2 separate regions of the Homo sapiens genome follow, and region 2 is linked to region 1. A link is a loop called in an ENCODE intact Hi-C map of the cell type or tissue named here. Cell type or tissue: PC-3. All regions are shown on one strand. Each heading gives the region's core, and the rest is flanking DNA. Links, peaks and the distances in the headings are about the cores only. Region 1 overlaps E2F7 (E2F transcription factor 7). Region 2 holds the start of LOC105369853 (a long non-coding RNA gene).

Region 1 (2,821 bases), core at 63-2,562:
AGTTATATGGTCAAGGATTTACTAATTTTTGCTATGCTTCCCTTAGTTGCTGATGGGACTTACTAAGAATTCTCAGCCCAGAAAACAGTTTCCTAGGCTGTGCTATTAAGTCACTTCCAGTTCTCTAAACTGTTACCCATGATATCCAGTGTTAAATCTACATGGCACTGGAATCTGGAAAACAATGCAATTTGAATGCTCTGCACGTCCTTAGTTAAATACAGTCCTGCAGTCTGTAACCTGGGATGTAGCACAGACTTCAGACTCAACCCCAAAAGACAGTCGTCAGTGAAACAGCTTCCAGCAAGGGACGCCATTTTATGATGTCACATGAAAAGATGGCATGCTTGTTTGGTAGGTCTGGGTGATCAGGAGGCATTGGGAAGCTGTGGAAAAATCTCTGGAGTTCTGCTCCAGGCAGCCATAACATGGGGATGTGCACAACGATCTGCAGCCATACAAAAGTAGGAGTCCACTTTTCTGTCCTCCCTGGGATGTAACACGGCCCTCCAACATCTAATCCTTTGTCTTCTGCAGTGACACCAGTGTAACACTCCTCAATGGAAGTTGGGTACATGGAAGAAGTAGGCTTCATGAACCCCAATGAAAAGGATATCAGATGATCTTTCATTTTACCTTCATTACTGTAAGACTACTTTCTAGGACCCTGGACCCAAAAGCCCTCAACTGGATTTTCACCATGCCTACTGGAAGATGCTGGCAGGAGCAGTCAGCAGTCCCTTGCCTAAAACTGCCTGCTTCTTTATTCTAGTCTGTTTTCATATATTAACACATCTTGTTGAGGGAGTATAACATTCCATATACCCTCCCATTAGAAATGCCATGTGAATGCAACTGATACACCCAGGGCCAGCAAGGGGACCCAATTTTTTGATGTTCAGTTGGCTCACTTTCCCTTTCTTGATTAATTGCCCCCAATCCTAGAATACTATATTATACTTCTGGGCTCCAAATCGGCCCCCAAACCATAGCATTCTACTTCCTCTTCCTATAGAGATGGACAGGACAGCTAGGGTATCAACATTCTAGTAAGAGCTGACTAGAAACTGTTCCACATAATAAGAGCTCTCCATGCCAGCCATTGACTTTGGCATGTTACTGACATTATCCCTAACTTTGCTATATCTCTGCAAGGTAGGTGCTGCAGTTTCCAAGTTATAGACCAAAAGAAGGTTACTTCACTTTTTAAAGCTCTTACAGCCTGTAAATTAGAGAGCTGGGCTTCAAATCCAGCCCTATGTGACCCAAAGCCCAGCCCATGGTCTTCTTATCATAACCCACTGTCTCTTCTTCTCAGTTTCCAACAACCAAAATCTGTTTAGCTTTCAGCTTGAATAATTCAAGTAGACTTTCCTCTACTTGGGCACATTTCTCTAGGATATGGAAGAAATAGAACTAAGAAACAAACTAAAAATTATAATCTATCATTTATTTATTTAGCTGATTTGTTCAGAACTTTTTCTTTTTTGTGTGTATGTAAAACCTTCCTATTTTTAAGGGGACACCCTGACACCTTCATGTCATTGTGATTTCTGCTTATTTAACGAGTGTCAACAATATGTTCACTCTGGAACTAACTGCAATGTCCACTAGGGGTCTCTATTCTGAAGCAGGTGTATACATATTTCCAGCACACACACCCATCTCACATCATACACTCATGCACGTGCACACACGGATTCTTCTTTGTTATAAGGTTTAGTTGTTTGAGTTATGTCCAAATGACCTTTTTCTAATTTGACCCACTTGCTGTGCCAATCATTGTATAGGGCTTTAAACATAATGCTCTTCCTCTCAAATCTTGCTTTACAAAGTTGAAATAACACTAGTTCTGAACTCCTGGAAGCATTATTAAAAATAAAAAGCAGGCTATTTCTAAATAGTTTTGCGTCTGTCTGAAGTAAGATGAATTTAAAATATGAGATACTAATTTGTAATGTAACTCTATTATAAAAATATTACTTATTATAGAAATATTTTTTAAGGTTAAAAAAGACTGCATTTTCATTTGGTCCTCAGGTCTAAAAGGCTCCCTGAAATTCCATGTATAATGAAAACAAATTTGACGATGACAAAGGAAGCTCTGCCTGTTCCTCTGTCTTCACCCGATTGAGGGGCCCACTCTACTTCAAGCCTTCAGCCTGCCCAAGGAAACCAGTTTCCCACTGTAACTGGAGACAGACCTCCAGGTAATCTGATGATACATACCAAGACTGACAGCAACTTCATCTAGGGAGATGGTAGTTTTCTCAGTTGACAAGGGATAACTTGGATAGCGAGCTAGAAACTTCTGGCACAGGAGTCCTAAACTTTTCTGTTTTCTGCTTGGCCTTTGCTTTTCAAATTCGTCCACAGCACTGTCCCCAACAACATCAAGCTACAGAGGGCAGATAGAAGGGAGGGGGAAGATGTCACAGTTAACATCCTAATGGAGAAATGGCAATGGCCAGTGTTGGCAAACTGGGGGGACATCTCAATCCATACCATCCTAGATTCTAGTTAAAATACATTTCCTAATCTAATTCCCTGAATGTTTTATCTATTGTCTTCTCTGGACTGATTTTTTTCTCCTTTATAATTTGAGGCTGAGTCTATTAGTCAAAAGTTTGACAAATGAAAAATGAGAGTCATTTACAGGTTGCTACAGTCTAGCTACTAGTGCGCTCGCTAGGCCTGTGGAATCAGCATCACCAAGAGCTTGTGAGATGTAGAAGCTCAGGCATCAGCTGTATCAGAATCTGCCTTTTCATAAGATTCTAGGTGATTTCTAATGACGTGGAAGTTTCAGACGCACTGGCCT
Region 2 (2,821 bases), core at 219-2,718, 73 kb after region 1:
ACTACAAAAATGGCCAGAATTAAGCAGGAGTGCTTCTCATAGACTGAATATGATAAAGTAGTCAATTCTGAGAAAAATTTGGCAGAAATTTTATAAAATTAGAAACAAAAGGAGTCTGTAGAATTCAAATACTTTTTAGACTTTTAATCTTTCCAAGTTGTGCAGTCTGTGACTAATAAGTGATATAAAATAGAAAAACTTCAAACAAATTTAGCATGCAATGTTTTACATTCTCAGTAGAGCTTATAAACTTCATTCGTTTTCAAAGTTGCTCAAATTTAAACAGAAGATAACTGGAAAGCTAGTGGGTAAAAATGAAACAGTACACAGAGTCATCAAAACAAATATATATGATATTATGATAAAAGTTGCTCATATTAATTCATGATAACATTCATTAATTTAGATTTAACAGTAAAATAAGGTATTATATTGAAGTTATGATTCAGTGAAAAATCCACTGAAGTAGCAACTATTCTCTGGGTCTTCCAGTTTTGAATATAGTTGTCAATAATTATTGATTAAGAATAATAGTCATATTCACAATAGTTTAATCTATATTAGTGATAGCCTATGGTTCACATTAGTCATGGAATGTGGCAGTTTTGAATTAGGGGTTTGAATTCTGAAAGTCCTTAGTTTCTGCCATTCTACTCTATGTATAACCAGAAAAACAATCCTTTATGCTCCTTGAGGAAAAGTATAATACAATGGCTCAAGAGCTGGATGAAAACAGAAGGAATTATGGTTTTATTTCTGACTTAGAACAGGATTAGCTCCTACTTTGAACAAATGTTGTATACAGTAGTCCCTCGTTATCTGTAGGGGATATGTTCCAAGATGCCTGAAATTGTGGATAGTAGTGAACCAGATTGCTGTCAATTGGAACAAATTTCTGTTTATGTCTTCTACCTACAGATTTAATGCCTTTTCTATTTTGCCTAAGCACTTATGCACTGTGGATATAATTTTTGCAGTTTGAGGTAGGACAGCAAAACTAGCATGAATTTCTTTTTCCTTCTTCACAGTTTGACAGATTTGTTCTTACCATAGATCTCAGCAACCTCAGTGTATGATTTTTTTCTTTACTTATTAAGTCAAGGGCTTTCACCTTTTCACTTAAAGGAAGCACTTTGCAGCTTCTCTTTGGCATATCCGAGTTGCCAGTATCACTACTTTTGCGCTTTGGGGCCATTATGAAGTCAAATAAAGATTATTTGAACACAAGCACTGACATACCACAACAGTTAACCTAATAACTGAGGCGGCTGCTCAGTGACTAACAGTCTGGTTGATTAGGCAGCAAGGATATGCTGGACAAAGGAATGATTCACGTCCCTACATGAGACAGAGCAGGATGGCCTGAGATTTCATCATACTACTCAGAATAGCACACAATTTTAAACTCATGAATTTTTCTTTCTAGAATTTTCTATGTAATATTTTTGTACTGCAGTTGACTGTGGGTAACTGAGACTGGAAAAAGTGAAACCACAGGTAAGGAGGGACTACTACATCTTTGAGCACTGATTTTTTTTTCATTTGTCCTTTCATTCATTCATGTTTTTATGAGGGTCTACAATGTGCTAGGTACTGTTATAAAGTGGATCAAAACAAAACTAGTCCTTGCCTTATTAGAACTTATATAATGGAGGGAAAAGAAGTAAATACTGATAAAGATGAAATTTCAGATTGTGAAAGATCTTTGAAAAAAAAGTAGGATGCTATGAGAGAGAACCAGGGGCTGGCAGTGAACCAGTTTTAGGTTATCTGGTTAGGAAAGTCTCTCTGAGGTAGTGACATTTGAGCAGGGACTTGAGCTGGCAATTTCAAGAGAAGAAAATGAGAAGGCCATGCCAGGCCCAGGAAACAACACTTACAGAGACCCTAGTGAAAGGATGTGGCAAGTATTAATATGAGGAACCTAGAGGAGGCTGATATGAGTGTAGCTTTGGAAATAAAGAGGAGAGTGGTCATGGGTTAGAATAAGTTTTGAGAAGCTAGATCAGCACAGGGCTTCTTACACCTTAGTCATGTTAAGGGCATTGGATTTTTATTGTAAGGACAGGGGACGCCTTTGAGTTTTAGTTGAGGAATGACAGGAGCCTCAGACTGTTGTATGGAGGGTGGATTGAAGGGAGACAAAAGGAATCAGGGAGAACAATGAAGAGAAAGAACTTTAATACATTGCCTAGTTGATAGATGATGGTAGTAGACTTTCCCACAGGGATGACAGTCTAAATGAACGGAAGGGGAAAATCCCAGGATGTATTGTGGAAGCAGAATGAATAAAACTCATCAATAAATCAAATGTGGGATAAGGAGAGGTGTAAAAAATGACAGGAGCTATTTATAAAAATTATATTCTGGCTTAGAATAATATACTAAACATCAAGGGCATTGCTACCAATATTATAAAGGTAATAACTTTTTAATTAGACTTTATTATTTGAGTAGTTTTAGTTTCACAGCGACATTGGGTGCAAGGTACAGAGATTCCCCAATACTCTCTGCCCTCACACATATGTAGCCTCTCCCCATATTAACCTCTGCCACCAGAGTGGGACCTGTGTTATAACTGATAAACCTGCATGATGCATCATTTCATCCAGACTCCATAGTTTACATGGCCCACAGTTTACGTGGTTCACTCTTGGTGTTATACATTCTATAGTTTCAGACCAATTTATATTAACATGTACTCACTACTATAATATCATACACAGTAGTTTCATTGCCCTCAAAATATTCTGTGCTCTGCCCACTTATTGTTTTCTTACTGCTACTCACTGTAAACCACTGCTCTTTTTACTGTCTTCAT

Evidence for each region. A loop is a pair of places that touch in the nucleus more often than their neighbours do. Peaks named below come from ENCODE experiments on the same cell type or tissue, not always from the same donor. Only the 100,000 strongest peaks of a DNase experiment are listed, where the experiment ranks them.
Region 2: a loop joins it to region 1, with 3 times the contacts of the local background. A loop is called at or near these places in 2 of 110 quality-filtered maps.

What each region holds. Positions count from the first base shown.
Region 1 is chr12:77,048,347-77,051,167 of GRCh38, forward strand. It overlaps E2F7 (E2F transcription factor 7), which reads right to left. Exons shown (of 13, transcript NM_203394.3): 4 at 2,230-2,398. Among named protein-coding and RNA genes, the nearest start is that of E2F7, 16 kb to the right of the region's middle. In PC-3, for the core only: CTCF peaks have their summits at 1,609 (motif pointing right) and 1,809; a DNase peak (open chromatin) is centred at 1,625.
Region 2 is chr12:77,121,126-77,123,946 of GRCh38, forward strand. It overlaps LOC105369853 (a long non-coding RNA gene), which reads left to right and starts at 1,282. Exons shown (of 5, transcript XR_945118.2): 1 at 1,282-1,497. In PC-3, for the core only: no CTCF peak of the experiment used is centred there; a DNase peak (open chromatin) is centred at 1,306; H3K4me3 peaks cover 368 bases; H3K27ac peaks cover 1,925 bases.